Regions from separate parts of the Homo sapiens genome. Here region 2 is linked to region 1. A link is a contact called in ENCODE Hi-C or POLR2A ChIA-PET data. All regions are on one chromosome and are shown on one strand. The core of a region is the stretch at or near the end of the contact, and the rest is flanking DNA. Distances in the headings are between cores, read along the strand shown.

Region 1 (7,368 bases), core at 1,926-4,425:
ATACTGAATTCAAGAGCCACACGTTTTTCTGAATAATGGAACCTAAATCATATCCAGAACTCCAGGCAAGGGAGTTTAAGAAATAGAGCATTCAGCTTTCCAACCTCTGCTTTATGGGAAGTACACTAGGAGAACCCTGGAACAGATAATGAGCCAGCTGGCCGGGCATGGTGGCTCATGCCTATAATCCCAACACTCTGGGAGGCCAAGGCAGGAGGGTCACTTGAGGCCAGGAGTTTGAGACCAGCCTGGGCAACATAACGAGACGTTGTCTCTATAAAAAATTAAGAATTAGCTGGGCGTGGTGGCACATGCCTGTAGTCCTAGCTACTCAGGAGGCTAAGGCAGGAGGATCCCTTGAGCCCAGAAGTTTGACGTTACAGTGAGCTACAATCGCACCACTGCACTCCAGCCTGGGTGACAGAGCAAGACAATTGTCTCTTAAAAAAAAAAAAAAGAAGAAAGGTAATAATAAATAATGAGCCAGTTAATCTAGTATACCCACCATACCATTCTAATAAAGTACAAAAATACTCTACCAAAGGGAGGAAGAAGAGGAGGAAGAGGAGGAGCAGGAGGAGCAGCAGCAGCAGCAGCAGCTACTTAAGACACACCACAATCGAATGCAAAAGCAAATGTAAAAGGGCATTTCCAAGCTAATAGGATAAATGTGGAAACAGTAGTTTCAGTAGTAAATAATATTACAGAATTATGAATAATTTTGTTAGGTAAGGTAACATTATGGTTATATAAGAAATGCCATTTTAGAGCTTTCTGAAATATGAAATATGATATTATGATGTCTGGAAATTGCTTCAAAATACTTTTAAAATGCCAGGGAATGGAAAGAGGATAGCAAAAATGTTAATTACTGAATCTGGGTAATAGGGCTCATTTTATTCTCTCTGCTTGTGTCACTGAAATTTTTCATGAAAAAGTTATAAAATGTTATTCCAAGAGAAATACGAAAACTACACATTATTTTCATCTACTGCTTCACCTTCACAAACTTTAATTTTCCAGCAGCCTTAGAATATGTATCGTTTTCTGTAAGTCCTGGCTTACAGTCTTCAAAAATGCCAAGGTCGCCCAAGACAGACTGAGGAACAGTCCGGATTAAACAGTAAGGGGATGTACCAATGAAATGCAACATGTAATACTGAACCAGACGATGGACTAGAATTTTGATTTTCCTTTTTGCCATAAAGGACATTATTTGGACAATTGCCAGATGTGAATAAAGTAATACATACTCATGGTATTTTGGAGTCAAAGGGACATTATGTCTACAACTTGCTTTCAAATGATTCAGAAAAAATACTGTGTAGAGAGAAAATGATAACAGCAAATGCGGAAAATGTTAATAACGGGGGCATCTGGTTTTAGGGTATATGGGAGTTCTTTGTTTTATCCTTGCAACTTTTCTATAAACCAGAACTATTTTAAAATTTTCAAAAAGTATAAAACATAAGTGGCAGCATTTGGTAGCTACTGAAAAGAAACAGCAGTTTCTTCAGTCTATTAAATGAAAATACAAGTAATAGCTAAATAACTGGAGTGTCATATAGTGCTTCTTCAGGCCCCATTCATGGGGGCACTTCCCCCCAATTGGAACTTTTTTTCTTTGCATTGTGTGTTTATTTGTACTTCTTATTTTAGCAGCAAAGTTTGAATACAATCATATAAGTTGTCTTTGGACATTTACATTGCTAAAGTTGAAATACACAGCCTCAGTCTGGCAAGTTAAAATGCTCAAGTTGCTTCCTGCTATAGTGACCATTAACTAGACTGTTTTACCTTTAAAAATAAAGTGGCATTGGCCAGGCGTGGTGGCTCACGCCTGTTATCCCAGCACTTTGGGAGGCCAAGGCAGACAGATCACGAGGTCAGGAGTTTGAGACCAGCCTGACCTACATGGTGAAACACCGTCTCTATTAAAAATACAAAAATTAGCTGGGCGTGGTGGCACACGCCTGTAATTTCAGCTACTCAGGAGGCTGAGGCAGGAGAATAGCTTGAACCCGGGAGGCAGAGGCTGCAGTGAGCCGAGATAGCACCACTGCACTCTGGCCTGGGTAAAAGAGCAAGACTCAGTCTCAAAAAAAAAAAAAAAAAAAAAAAAAAAAAAAAAAAAAAAGGTGGCATTAAGGCATTAAGGAAATGTCTGAGCCACAATTCAGACAGGCATGAGTTTCCATCCAGGCTTGCCACTTAAGTAGCCGTCACTTAGTGACTCAATCCTCAGACCCTCAGCTTTCTCATGTAGAACACAGCAATAGCAACATCTACTCTTGCAAGTCTGCTTGTGGCTATTCATTTAAATCTGGCTATTCATTTAAATCAGGAACATATGTCAAACAAGGCTCTACGGTACAAAATTGTTCAATATAAATTTATTAAGATTTCTTAAGAGAAAGGGTAAATCCTGCTGTCAAAAAAAAATCTCCAAATGGAATGCGTAATGTTAACATTTCATAATGTTACTCCATATTTTTCCTTCATATTGTCACTGATATTAACAAACCTATCCTTGGTATTGTCATTTATTTATACAGCAAATAATTATCAAGTGTCTCTATGAACCAGCTGCTATTCTACACACTGGAATAACAGCTGAAAACCACACAGACCAAGTTGCTCTCTGAATCCTACATCCTAGAAGCCAATATTAAACATTAAGTAAGTAAACAAAATAATTTTAGGAGAGAGAACTGTAAAGTGTTGATTCTAGCTCTGGTGTACCCATGACTGATTATTTGCCTTCCTAAATATTCTCTGAGCTACTTTAATAAATTCCCTTTCTGCTGAATCAGCCAGAATTCATTCTATTACTTCAACTAACAATCCAGCCAAAACAGGGATGCCTATTCTCTTGTAACTGACAAAGCCTTTTTCCTTTAGTTCAGATAACAAAAGCACATTAGATTTCAAGCACATTAGATATTTCAGAACTCAACACATAACATATACCAAAAAATCCAACCCTAAGACAGGTATGAGATTATTTTTGTGTGCTGTATATTTTGCTATAGTTACCAAGACATGGTTAGCATTTTGAATTTTTTTTCTTAGAACAATACAATGATCTAAATCTAAAATCTTTCACAAGGTGCAACTTTCCAGTGATAAACAAGAACAGGAAGTGAATCTTGAATACAACCAGACTTCAAGTTCCCTTCACTATTAAAGTATCTCCTTTGCTGTCTGTTACCTGAGTCTCACTTAACCAGCGTTAAACTTCCATCATTCTAGCCCAACAGTTATAAATATCTTTATTTCTTTTTGAACAAAACATATTTCCTATTAGACTGGAAATTTTGACACACTCAAATGTTTGAAGTCCCAAGAGGAAGACAGCTAAAATAAAAGGAATTGAGCAGCAAAGCAACTCAGAAAAGCAGAAATGAAAACAGATGTTAAACCTCTTTAAAACAAATTTTTACTAATAGCCTCAACCAAAGCTATTTCAGTCAACTACTAGAAATATTCTACCTAGTCAAAAGTTCTCAACAAGCTTCCTAGGTCATGAGCTCCTCAAGGGTGTGGGCTAACTCTTTCCAGGGTTCTATCTACCACCCAGCATCATGCATGTCATGACTCTCCATCATGGGTGATTTTGCCCCCCAAGTGTCATTTGGCATTATCTGGAGACATTTTTAGTTGTCATGACTGGGGTAAGACTGGGGAAAGGAGGTTTTGCTAACAGCATACACTGGGTGGAGGCCAGTGATGCTGCCAGCCACCCTGCAGTGCACGGGACCGCCCCCACCGCAAAGGGTTATGCAACTAAAATGTCAAAAGTGCTGAGGGTGAGGAAACTCTAGCTTAGGTCAATGATGCCACTGCCCTTCATGTTCAAATACAAAATCACTTATCATGTGGCTTCATGTAGACTTCTGGCAACAGCTTACACGCCCTTTTAAACTGGATACATTAGGTCTGCTCCCTGGTAAGACACTCTGGCCACTGAGACCGCAGTTTGAAATTCCTGCAGTGTTAAAAGCCTGAGTCTCCTTTCACAATTAGCCAGCAATCCATAAGGTAAGTACCTCTGCACGCCACTTTGATTCAGAAGGCACAGATCTTCAAACATTACTAAAATCTTGTTAAAATGATTGGCAATCTCAGTTCCTAATCAGTCCTCAGGCAATGTCAAGACATAAGTGAGACAAGAAAAGCCTCTTCCTCTTGTTATGTATCTTCTAACATCATGATTTTTCTTTTATCAATTTATAGAAAATAGCGCTGAAGGTTTCTGAGCCTGTTTCCTCAAAGTAGATGCGAGTTCTCACCTTCCAGGGCTGTTCTAAGGAGAGAAAGTGGCACACCTGCAGAGTGTCTGGGATGAGCCTGGCGTGTGCTTGCTGACTACCAAGGTGACATAGTACCAAGTACAATGCCGGACACATGGTATCCAACACCCAAATACTGAACTGAGCCCAAAGTGTGAGAACTTTTTGGTTGAGAAAGGAGATATCTTGTGAATATAAGAATGAATGGATTATATGCTTCTCTCTTAGGTAAGATGCTGGAAATGATTTTATAAGTCCACATTTCAATCCTTAAAAAAAAAAATCACTGAACCCAAATGTGAAATTCAACTTTTATACTTTTTTGTTGTTGCTGTTGTTTTTTTTTGTTTTGTTTTGTTTTGTTTTTTTTGAGATGGAGTCTCGCTCTGTCACCCAGGCTGGAGTACCATGGTGTGATCTCATCTCACTGCAACCTCCTCTGCCTCCTGGGTTCAAGCTATTCTCCTGCCTCAGCCTCCCAAGTAGCTGGGATTACAGGTGCCCGCCAACACACCTGGCTTATTTTTGTATTTTTAGCAGAGATGGAGTTTCACTATGTTGGCCACGCTGGTCTCAAACTCCTGACCTCAAGTGATCTGCCTGCCTCGGCCTCCCAAAGTGATGGGATTACAGGCGTGAGCCACCACGCCCAGCCTACATTTTTCTCTTAAGTAACAGATTTGAGGTAGCTTACTGAGTGAGAAAGAGAGAGAGAGAGAGAGAGAGAGGGAAAGAAGAAGGAAGGAAGAAGGGAGGGAAGGAAGAAAGGAAAAAGGACATTAGCAGAGACACAATAATTTAGTGCAAAAAAATAACTGAAGCAACTAGCATGTGGCAGACCGATCCCAGTCAGCTTTCTTTGTCCCTTTGGTATTAAAGAACACTCTTCACTACTCCATGCTGAGGGAGCTGTAAGAGAGAGTAAGATCCTGCTCTTTCAAAAGCATCCAGTTGAGAGAGTGGTCAATTAGGTAAATAATTACCATCTCAAGTAATGAATGTTTCACATAACTTACAAGCACAAAGTTAACTGGGAGCAAGAAGGAAGGAGAGGTTAATTCCAACTCTGGCTGGAGCAGGGTTTCGTGGAGCAGAGCTACCCAAGGGGACACTTGAAGTTCTCCTTGTTTTCTTGGTAGAAGTTTGTCAAGCAAAGGGGAGAAGGGATGTTGTAACCACAATTGTCGTAATAAATGAATCCAGAGAAATCTGTAATGATGTATGCGTGACAGGCAGTAGTGAGTAATGCAATTTAGCTGACATGCAGAGTACAAGGAAGGAATGACAGAAAATGAGGCTGGGAAGATTGGCTGGAGCTCTGAGGTGTGTCACAAGCAAGTTAAACTTTATAAAACAGCAGGAGGAAGCCATAGGAGATTTCTCAAGGTGTAAAGGAATAAGACCAGATCTCCTTTGTAGATAAAATTAGGGGAGTGGGGCAGTGCAGATGATGGCATTGAGATGGTGACAGGGAGAACAGTTAGGAGGCTACAGCAATAGTCCAAACCAAAGGAGATGAAATCAAAAGATCAAATACTTTTCATTAATCTATTTGCTCTATCAATCCATCCATCTCACAGTTGTGTCCACTATGTGGGAGCCACTATGCTAACCAAGTGCTATCAACTGAATGTTTCTGTCCTCTCCAAATTCACATGTTAAAATCCTAACCCCCAGTGTGATGCTCTTAGGAGGTGGGGCTTTTGAGTGGTGATTAGGTCATGAGGGTAGAGTCTTCACAAATAGGATTAGTGCCCTTATAAAAGGGAACCCATTGAACTCTCTGCTTTCTGCCATGTGAGGACACCACGAAAAGACAGCCCCAAACACCAAATCTGCCAGTGCCTTGATCCTGGACTTCTCAGCCTCCAGAACTGTGAGAAATAAATTTCGGTTGTTTATAAGTCACACAGTCTAGGGCATTTTGTTAGAGGAGCCTGAACAGGCTAAGGCAGTGAGGCATCATTAGTGAGACAAACTAACACAGTCTCCTCCTGGCACAAAGTCTGTATTCTAGTGGAGGTGGCAGGTATCAAATCATTTGTTACATCTTATTTACTATCTATAGTGATGAGTGCTATAAGAAAGAAAAATGTTCTAAGAAAGCATATCACAAGAGACTGTGACCTAGTCTGAGGGTGGGGGTAGTCAAAGACAGCTTCTGCAAAAAATTACCTTTAAGCTTCTCTTGAAACACTTGAATGGTGGCAGTTTATTCTCTCACATCCTTCATTCTAGATACAAATTTTGATCAACTTTTTATTAGTCAACTTTGCTCTGTGCAATCACATTCAAGCATTTAAGTATTTATTTACTAAAATCCCCGGTAGGGCTAACCAAACCAGTAGGTACTGTTGGGAGGGGAAGAGGAGTGGGGATCAGTGCAAAAGCAGGGGAGATAAAGGGGTAAGAAAAGGGGGAAAAGGAGAAAAGAGGTGGCAAGCCGAGAGGGAGGTGGGAAAAGGAAGGAGAAAGGGAACAGCTTAAAATCCAAAGGCTTTGGCTACACAACAGCAGACTAAAGTCTACTTTTCTCAGTATAAATACTGAGTAACTCATGAAGGAAAGTCAACATTCACACACATTTGTTATAATCAATACTCAGAAATATAATTCTCTGCAAACTGATGATCATGAGGAACCATAAGCCTGACAGTTTCTGTTGCTTTACCTTGACTTGGAGGCATGGCGGTTTTAGATTCAAGTGATGTAGGTTAAAATTTCAACTGAGTTATATGTTCCTGGACAGATTTCTTAGTCTCTCTAAAAATGTTTTCGTACCAGTAAAACAGATATAACCCTATCAACAAAGTTTATTTTTTAAATAGGAATTAAAGGAGAGAAGATATCTAAAATATCTATCCATTCAACTTATCTAATCTATTATTCCAAACATGTTAATGTGATCGCTTCAAATTTGGAGATCCAGGTAGTCCTATTTTTAGGTTGAGAAATATCACTTTTTTTCACTTTTAAAGACACTGATCATTTTTCAAGCTATGATGATTATTTATATGTTGGCTATTTAGCCCAAATTCAAAGCAGAGACACAATAATTTAGAAAGCTAACTGTCAC
Region 2 (7,368 bases), core at 2,556-5,055, 950 kb before region 1:
ATCACTTGAGAGAACTAACAGGCAAGTTTTAAAAGGTAATTCAAAAATTCATTAGACATATTTTGTCACTTATTTGAATATACATGTTATAGCTGGGTGTGTATGGATACATAAAGCCATATCTATATCTGACACAGCAAATTAAAAATTCCACTGCCACAAATCCAACACTTCTATAGCATGCCACAAAGCAAGCTTATCTTTCAACTTAACAGCATGCTAAGTCTTCTTACTATGAAAATTAGATTCTTCTAAATGAACTTTCAAATAAAATCAAGCTGCCTTAAAAATTAACTTTTCACTTGTCACTCATTCATCCAAAAATACTTTACTGAGGACCTATTATGCACTGGACATTAAAATCTCTATTACTGTTTCAATAATAAACTACTAAATATTATACACTCAGCCCCAATATGGTCTTTGAGAACATGAAGTTTTATTATCAGGCTCTACAAAATTACTTTTGAAGAGATAAAAAGCCCTATATAGCTCCAAATTCAATGGCACTAAGTGACATCACACTGTAAAGGTTGCCTATAACATCATAAGTTTAAAAAACTTTAATCAAACTCTGAATCAACTAAAAAAAGGACCAACAATCATCACAAAAGATTAAATTAAAAGCTCACAGAAAAACAGTTCCAGAAGCACAATATCTGTGCTCAGCCTTGCTCCTAATTACAGAAATACAAATTAAAACAATGAGATCTCACTTTTCCTCTAGCAAATTAAAATCTGATAATGGCCAGGATGACAAAGTTAAATACTTCTCATATTACTGGTGTCATAGAAAATGGGATAATCTTTTTAAAAAGAAATTGTCAGTATCTACCAAAAGTTTGAGGACACGTTATCTTTTGTTCTGAAATTTTACTCCTGGGAAGTCATCCTACAGATATACCCACATGAGTGAACACAGAGAGACATACAAAGAAATTCATTATTTTGAATTCGTTGGTGGTGTTTTAATAAGAAAAAAATTCTGAAAAACAATTTAGTAAGCCTTCAACAAAGGACTGGTACATCCATAAAATGAAATATTAGCCTTTAAAAAGAATGCAGTTGATCTATATGTTCTTATTCAACCACTTATACATTAATTCAATAACTATCTGCCCAGCAACACTACATGAAATACATCTTCTGCCTTCATGGAGCTTATTACAAACTAATGAGAGAAACAGAAAATAAACAAATCAATTGATAACTAAAATAAATGTTACATAGAAACAGAGTACTCAGGCAAGAATACTAGGGAGAACTTGTTTCAGACAGGCTGCTCAGAAAGGGCCCTTCTGGAGTAAAATTTTAAACCTAAGGATAAAGACATCTAGCCAGGCCAAGCACAGTGGCTCACACCTGTAATCCCAGCACTTTGGGAGGCCAAGATGGGAGGATCACTTGAGGGTAGGAGTTTGAGACTAGCCTGGGCAACATGGCAAGATCTCTATCTCTACAAAAAAATACAAAAATTACTGGGTGTGGTGGTGGGACCTGTAGTCCCAGCTACTTGGGAGGCTGAGGCAGGAGGATTGCATGAGCCCAGGAGGTCAGAGCTGCAGTGAGCCATGATGGCGCCACTGCACTCCTGCCTGGGAAATAAAGTGAGACTCCGTCTCTAAAACCACACACACACACACACACACACACACACACACACACACACGCATACACACACACACATAAACATAAACAGCTAGCTACCATGGAAAGATCAGGGAGAAAGAACATTAGACAGAGGGAACCACACATATAAAAATCCTAGATGAGGAAGCAATTTCATAGGGAAAGAATATCAGGCAGCTAAAGCTGAAACACAGTAAGGAAGTGGCAGCAAAGCACAAGATAAGGAGGTATGGACGGCGTGGCCCTGTTCTGGCCAGATCTTATGGGATTTGGTACACAGTCCAAGATGCCTTGGTTCTATACAAGGCAATGACAAATGACAATTAAGCTTTAAGAGAGTAACTCTTACACTGTAAAAATAAGCAAAATAAAGTATATACTGGGGGCGGGGGTAGCAAGTTGGAGTACATAGCGTATGACCTTACCTACATTAAGACAGAAATACACATTTGAACGCACAGGAAAGTTTAAGCATTAGACAGCTACAGAAACCAATTTACTGCTCAAAAGTAGGACAGACAGCCGGGCATGGTAACTCAGGCCTATAATCCCAGCTACTCAGGAGGCCCAGGCAGGAAGACCACTTGAGCCCAGGAGTTCTGTACTGACTTAAGCAACATCGCAAGACCTTGTCTATATTTAAGAATAAATAAATAAATAAATGTAAAAGGTAGGATTAAAAGTTGTAGGAAAAGGGAAATTAAAATTGTATGCTCTTAGGTACACGTTGAACTTTTTTACCATAAGAATCATAATTTCATACTTCATATTTTCATAGTTTAAAAATTAAATCAGCCATGCCTGAAGTTATCAAATTATTAATGATTTTGAGAATATTAAATGTTATCAAAACAAACTAGGAGTCCCCAAAATCACTTAAGCTTTTCATGACATCCCATTGCCTCAAAACCAAGTTTGAACTCCCTAGGCTGGTTTCAATACTTGATCCTGTCCGCCTAAGCATGAGTCTCAGCCCCACCCCTGTTCATCTTGCATCTTACCCTGCAGCCCAAGGCCCAGGCAGGCTCCCCAGCCTTGCACAGCCTTCTCAGTTCAGCCAGCCTCAGCCAGTAACTCTCTCCCCTTTTACCAAACCAGCTTTTATTACAATAGGCCCAATTCTGGGCCCTGAAGACACGGGACGGAACAAGAAAGACATCATCTTGGCCAACAGGTAATTTACAGGCTGGTGGAAAAGACAAACCTTAAATACAGCCACACAGCAGCTAAGGAATGATTATGTGGTGCATGTTATGTACAAGTTTTAAAGAGGGCATGTGACAACAGGGGATCTCTAATCCAAAAATAGATTCCTGAAAACTTTCTCAGGCGTGGTAACTGAAAAGACACCTTAGAAATAGAAGCGTAGTGAAAAACAGTGTCTGGGACCTGAAGAGAGAGGCGAGGGGAAGGCTGGGCCTCACAGCCACATGAGAGAAACTGAACTGTAGCCTCAGAGCAAGGAAATGAAGGGCTAGCTCTGGTTGCAGGCTGGAGAATTCTGGCATAGCATCTGCTTACTTATGATGTGCACTGTCCACCCTCTGCACCTCCCTAGCCCATTAAAATGTAAGCTCCATAAGGACAGAAACCCTTGTCCAGCTGGTTCAAGTTAGGTATTTCAAATCCCGAGCACACGCCTGGCACAGTTGTTATTCAACCAACAGTTGTTGGAAGAATAAATGAATGAATGAACAAACAAATGAACACTTTGAGAGGCAAGAGGGATCTGAAGAGTCAGGCTGGGAGGCAGTAGTCTGGGTGACAGGAAAATGACCATTTCCTCCCAGAGTCCAGGGTGGCATGCTTCCAGTTTCAGCTAATGCCACGTTCTTTCTTTTTTTTTTTTTTTGAGATGGGAGTCTGTCACTCAGGCTGGAGTGCAGTGGCACGACCTCGGCTCACTGCAACCTTTGCCTCCTGGGTTCAAGTAGTTCTCTTGCCTTAGCCTCCTGAGTAGCTGGGACTACAGGCAAACACCACCACACCCGGCTAATTTTTGTATTCTAAGTAGAGACAGGGTTTCACCATTTTTGGCCAGGCTGATCTCTAACTCCTGACCTCAGGTGATCCGCCCACCTCGGCTTCCCAAAGTGCTGGGATTACAGGCATGAGCCACCGCGCCCAGCCTGCCACTTTCTTTAGAGTGCCTTTCCAGTCCTCCCACACCTGGCTAGGTATCATTGCCACATGAACACATACACCACGCCCTGCAATTATGCAGCCCTTTTCACACTTAACCTTCATGAGGGCAACAACTAGCTGTCTTACTCTCTACTAAATCCCCAGAGTTTAGCAAATTAACGCAATCAACACATTATTTCTTCCATGAATAAACAACTATCCGCATCAGCTTCCATAAAAATTAGTCTGTTAGGATAAGACACAATCTCACAAATGCCAACAGAACTATTCATCTCCAGAGCAGCGGTTTTATAAGTGAGTTAACTGACATCCAAAGGCAGGGGTTCAGGGCAGGGACTCAGAACCAGACAGGCTTCTGTTAGAAATGCTTGTTCCCCAGTGCCGTAAAGAAACAGCACTGGAACATAAATTTAATTTCCTCAGCAAGGCCATGTTTACTTTCTGCAGAAAGGGTACATTCGCCAGCAGTTTTGCCACGAGAGTACATTGAACAAAGGAGACAGGGTCATTTATAACCTGAGGCGCCCACCCTACTGCTGTGTCCGGTTTCCATTGGCTGGAACAGGACCTCACATTTTGTATTTGTCCCAATTGGCTAACAACATAGAACTTTTTAAAAGAGGCAACGGCAGAGGAGAACAAAGGAAGGAGGAAGTAACTTGTGGAATACTGAGAAAGGTAAAAACACCTTCAAATAAGGAAGAGGAACAGGCTATGACTTAATGCTTGCTTGGACCAGTATAAGCATGCCAGGGCAAATATTTAGGCTAAATTGTGGGAGCTGAGAACATAAAGTACATTGATTTCTTTATTACAGCTAGCAGATATTTAAGAATGTTAGCACAGGTCTTAGAATAAATTTTGCTTCTAAGAGAAGTTACTATTTATTCCTAATTAGATGGGGAGGAAAGTCTTTGAAGAGGAACCTCTACTTTACTTTTTACACTTCAGTTTTGCTTCAGTTTAAAACAAGGTGCACTCAGTGAAATACTGTTGGCATTGGGCAAAACCAAGCCCAATATTTTTGGGATTCTCAGTCCAGCACTTCTTCCACCACATCATGCAACTTCCAGAGTTTGAATTTTAGGTTTTGTAAAACCTGCTCTTCTAAAAAATATAGTTCTACTCCATAATTTTTAAGTAAAGTGTTGCATTAGGAAAAAAAAAAAATCAAATTCTACATGGCAATAAGTTTTCAAATTGAAAAGCCACAAGTTTAAGTTATAATACAAAACAAAAGAAAGCAGCTCATTTCAATGTATAGATATCAAACTTTATTTCATAAAAATGTAAAAGGTTAAACTTTATTTTACTAAATATACTTTGTGCTTTTTTTTTTTTTTTTTTGAGAAAGAGTCTCACTGTGTTACCCAGGCTGGAGTGCAATGGAGCGATCCCCGCTCATTGCAACCTCCACCTCCCAGGTTCAAACGATTCTCCTGCCTCAGCCTCCCAAGTAGCTGGGATTATAGGCACACACCACCACGTATGACTAATTTTTTTTGTATTTTTAGTAGAGATGGGGTTTCACCATCTTGGCAGGCTGGTTTCGAACTCCTGACCTCAAGTGATCCTCCCACCTCAGCCTCCCAAAGTGCTAGGATTACAGGAGTGAGCCACCGCGCCCAGCCTTTGTTCTTTATTTATATAAAATAAATATATTTTAAACAAAACAACATTATCTCTTCACAAATACAGCTTGGCAATATTTGAAGAAAAAGTGGAGCTGATTATTCTTAACACTCTTTAAAATATTCTTAAGACAGCTCTCACATCTATGATTACATGACACACAATACATGAAAATATGAAAGGGCTTAGAACAATAAACTCTGTTAACATAATGTTCAATAATATCCTATAATTTATTAAAAGAAAATTTCTGACACATTACATAATAATCCTCCCCAAAGTGGAAGAAAAGTCAAATATGCCAGGCATGGTGGCTCACGCCTGTAATCCCAGCACTCTGGGAGGCTGAGGCAGGCGGATCATCTGAGGTCAGGAGTTCGAGACCAGCCTGGCCGACATGGTGAAATCCCATATTTACTAAAAATACAAAAATCAGCTGGGCGTGGTGGCATGCGCCTTTAATCCCAGCTACTCCGGGGGCTGAGGCAGGGGAATTGATTGAACCCGGGAGGCAGAAGTTGCAGTGAGCCGAGATGGCACCACTGCACTCCAGCCTGGGTGAAAGAGCAAGACCCTGTCTGGAAAAAAAAAAGAAAAAGTCAAATATAAAAATTTCAGCAGAATTGTTAAAACAAATTTGATGCTATTCATTTTCCCTTAAAAATTTTTCATTTGAAGTCTTTAGAATAGTTTTATTTTCATATCACAAGTAATACAATTGAGAAAACAAAAAGTACACAAAAAAATTAAAAATGTGTCAGCAACAATGCTCAGATGATGGTATTCCTGATGGTTTCCAATCAGGAGGTAGGGAAAAAAGAGTCCAATGATATCATTTTATTCTATTCTTCTAAGTGATAAACTACCTGGTGGTCCATTCTTTCTGTAATCCCAGCTTGTCCTGAGGGAAGGCACACTCAGGTTCTGAAGCTATTTAACTCTTTTGAGCACCGATGGGGAAAGAGTTACAGGAAAGTACTAAGAATACAATGCCAAAAGAGTAGCTTAAGAAACGGAGAAAAGGGAAAGAAACCAAGCAAACCAGTACCCATTTCTTTTATTCCTCTTATTCCTCTATTACAAAACAACTCACATTAAGTGGGCTCTATCACCCAACCCAAGAATAGTAACAGTAAAAAGTACTATTTAACTGTGAATATGATGGGAGTGGTGGATGATGCTACAAAAACTAACTAAATGGTAGTAAAAACTAACCAGAAAAAACGTGAAAAGAGTTAACAAAAATCTGGTGCCTTTTCTGCAAATGTCATTTATTTGTTAATACCTAGAACATGGCCTGTGGGGTAACCAAGCCTTGCAGTTAAGAGCTCAGGTGTGGGCTGGGCACAACGGCTCCTGCCTGTAATCCCAGCACTTTGGGAGGCAGAGGCAGGCGGATCACCTGAGGTCAGGAATTCAAGACCAGCCTGGCCAATATGGTGAAACCCCGTCTCTACCAAAAAAAAAACAAAAAAATTAGCCGGGCGTGGTGGCGCATGCCTGCAATCCCAGCTACTCAGGAGGCGGAGGTTGCAGTGAGCCAAGATAGTGCCACTGCACTCCAGTATGGGCGACAGAGCAAGACTTCGTCTCAAAGAAAAAAAGAACACAGGCGCTATGCCAGAAGGCTTGGGCTCCAATACTGCTTCTGTGACTGTGACTGAGTTACTAGAGTGCCTCTCTGGTATTCGGTTTCCTCATCTGTAAAATGGACATAATAACAGTATCTATCTCATAGGGTTATTAAGAAGATGAAATTAGTCAAGGCTGAAACACATTAGAACAGCACCTGGCCCACAGTAGGTACTCAATTAAGGTTAGTAATTATGAGAAAATGGGCAGCCCGCCACCCCAAACTACCATGTTGGTACCTTCCCTGCCTGGCCTTACTTGTTATATCCTGTGTCATTACTCATCTTCTGAACCTAGATAACATAGAACTAACCCTGGCGCTACAATACT

Evidence for each region. A loop is a pair of places that touch in the nucleus more often than their neighbours do. ChIA-PET counts read pairs that join two places held with the same protein, here RNA polymerase II (POLR2A). Pooled maps may share reads with other maps.
Region 2: a loop to region 1 is called in a map of CD8-positive, alpha-beta T cell, with 7 times the contacts of the local background. The contact joins two enhancer-like sites. A Hi-C loop is called at or near these places in 2 of 168 maps with a recorded cell type or tissue (B cell and CD8-positive, alpha-beta T cell) and 3 of 50 pooled maps. POLR2A ChIA-PET finds 5 or more read pairs at or near these places in 1 of 52 experiments (activated B cell).

What each region holds. Positions count from the first base shown.
Region 1 is chr13:99,278,483-99,285,850 of GRCh38, reverse strand. All of the region lies in intron 4 of UBAC2 (UBA domain containing 2), which reads right to left. Among named protein-coding and RNA genes, the nearest start is that of GPR18, 24 kb to the right of the region's middle. Within about 2 kb of position 3,175, at least 24 of the 41 ENCODE cell types and tissues checked have a DNase peak (open chromatin) inside an H3K27ac peak, as active enhancers do.
Region 2 is chr13:100,226,653-100,234,020 of GRCh38, reverse strand. The region is part of intron 7 of PCCA (propionyl-CoA carboxylase subunit alpha); the gene reads right to left. Among named protein-coding and RNA genes, the nearest start is that of PCCA, 140 kb to the right of the region's middle. Within about 2 kb of position 3,805, at least 4 of the 41 ENCODE cell types and tissues checked have a DNase peak (open chromatin) inside an H3K27ac peak, as active enhancers do.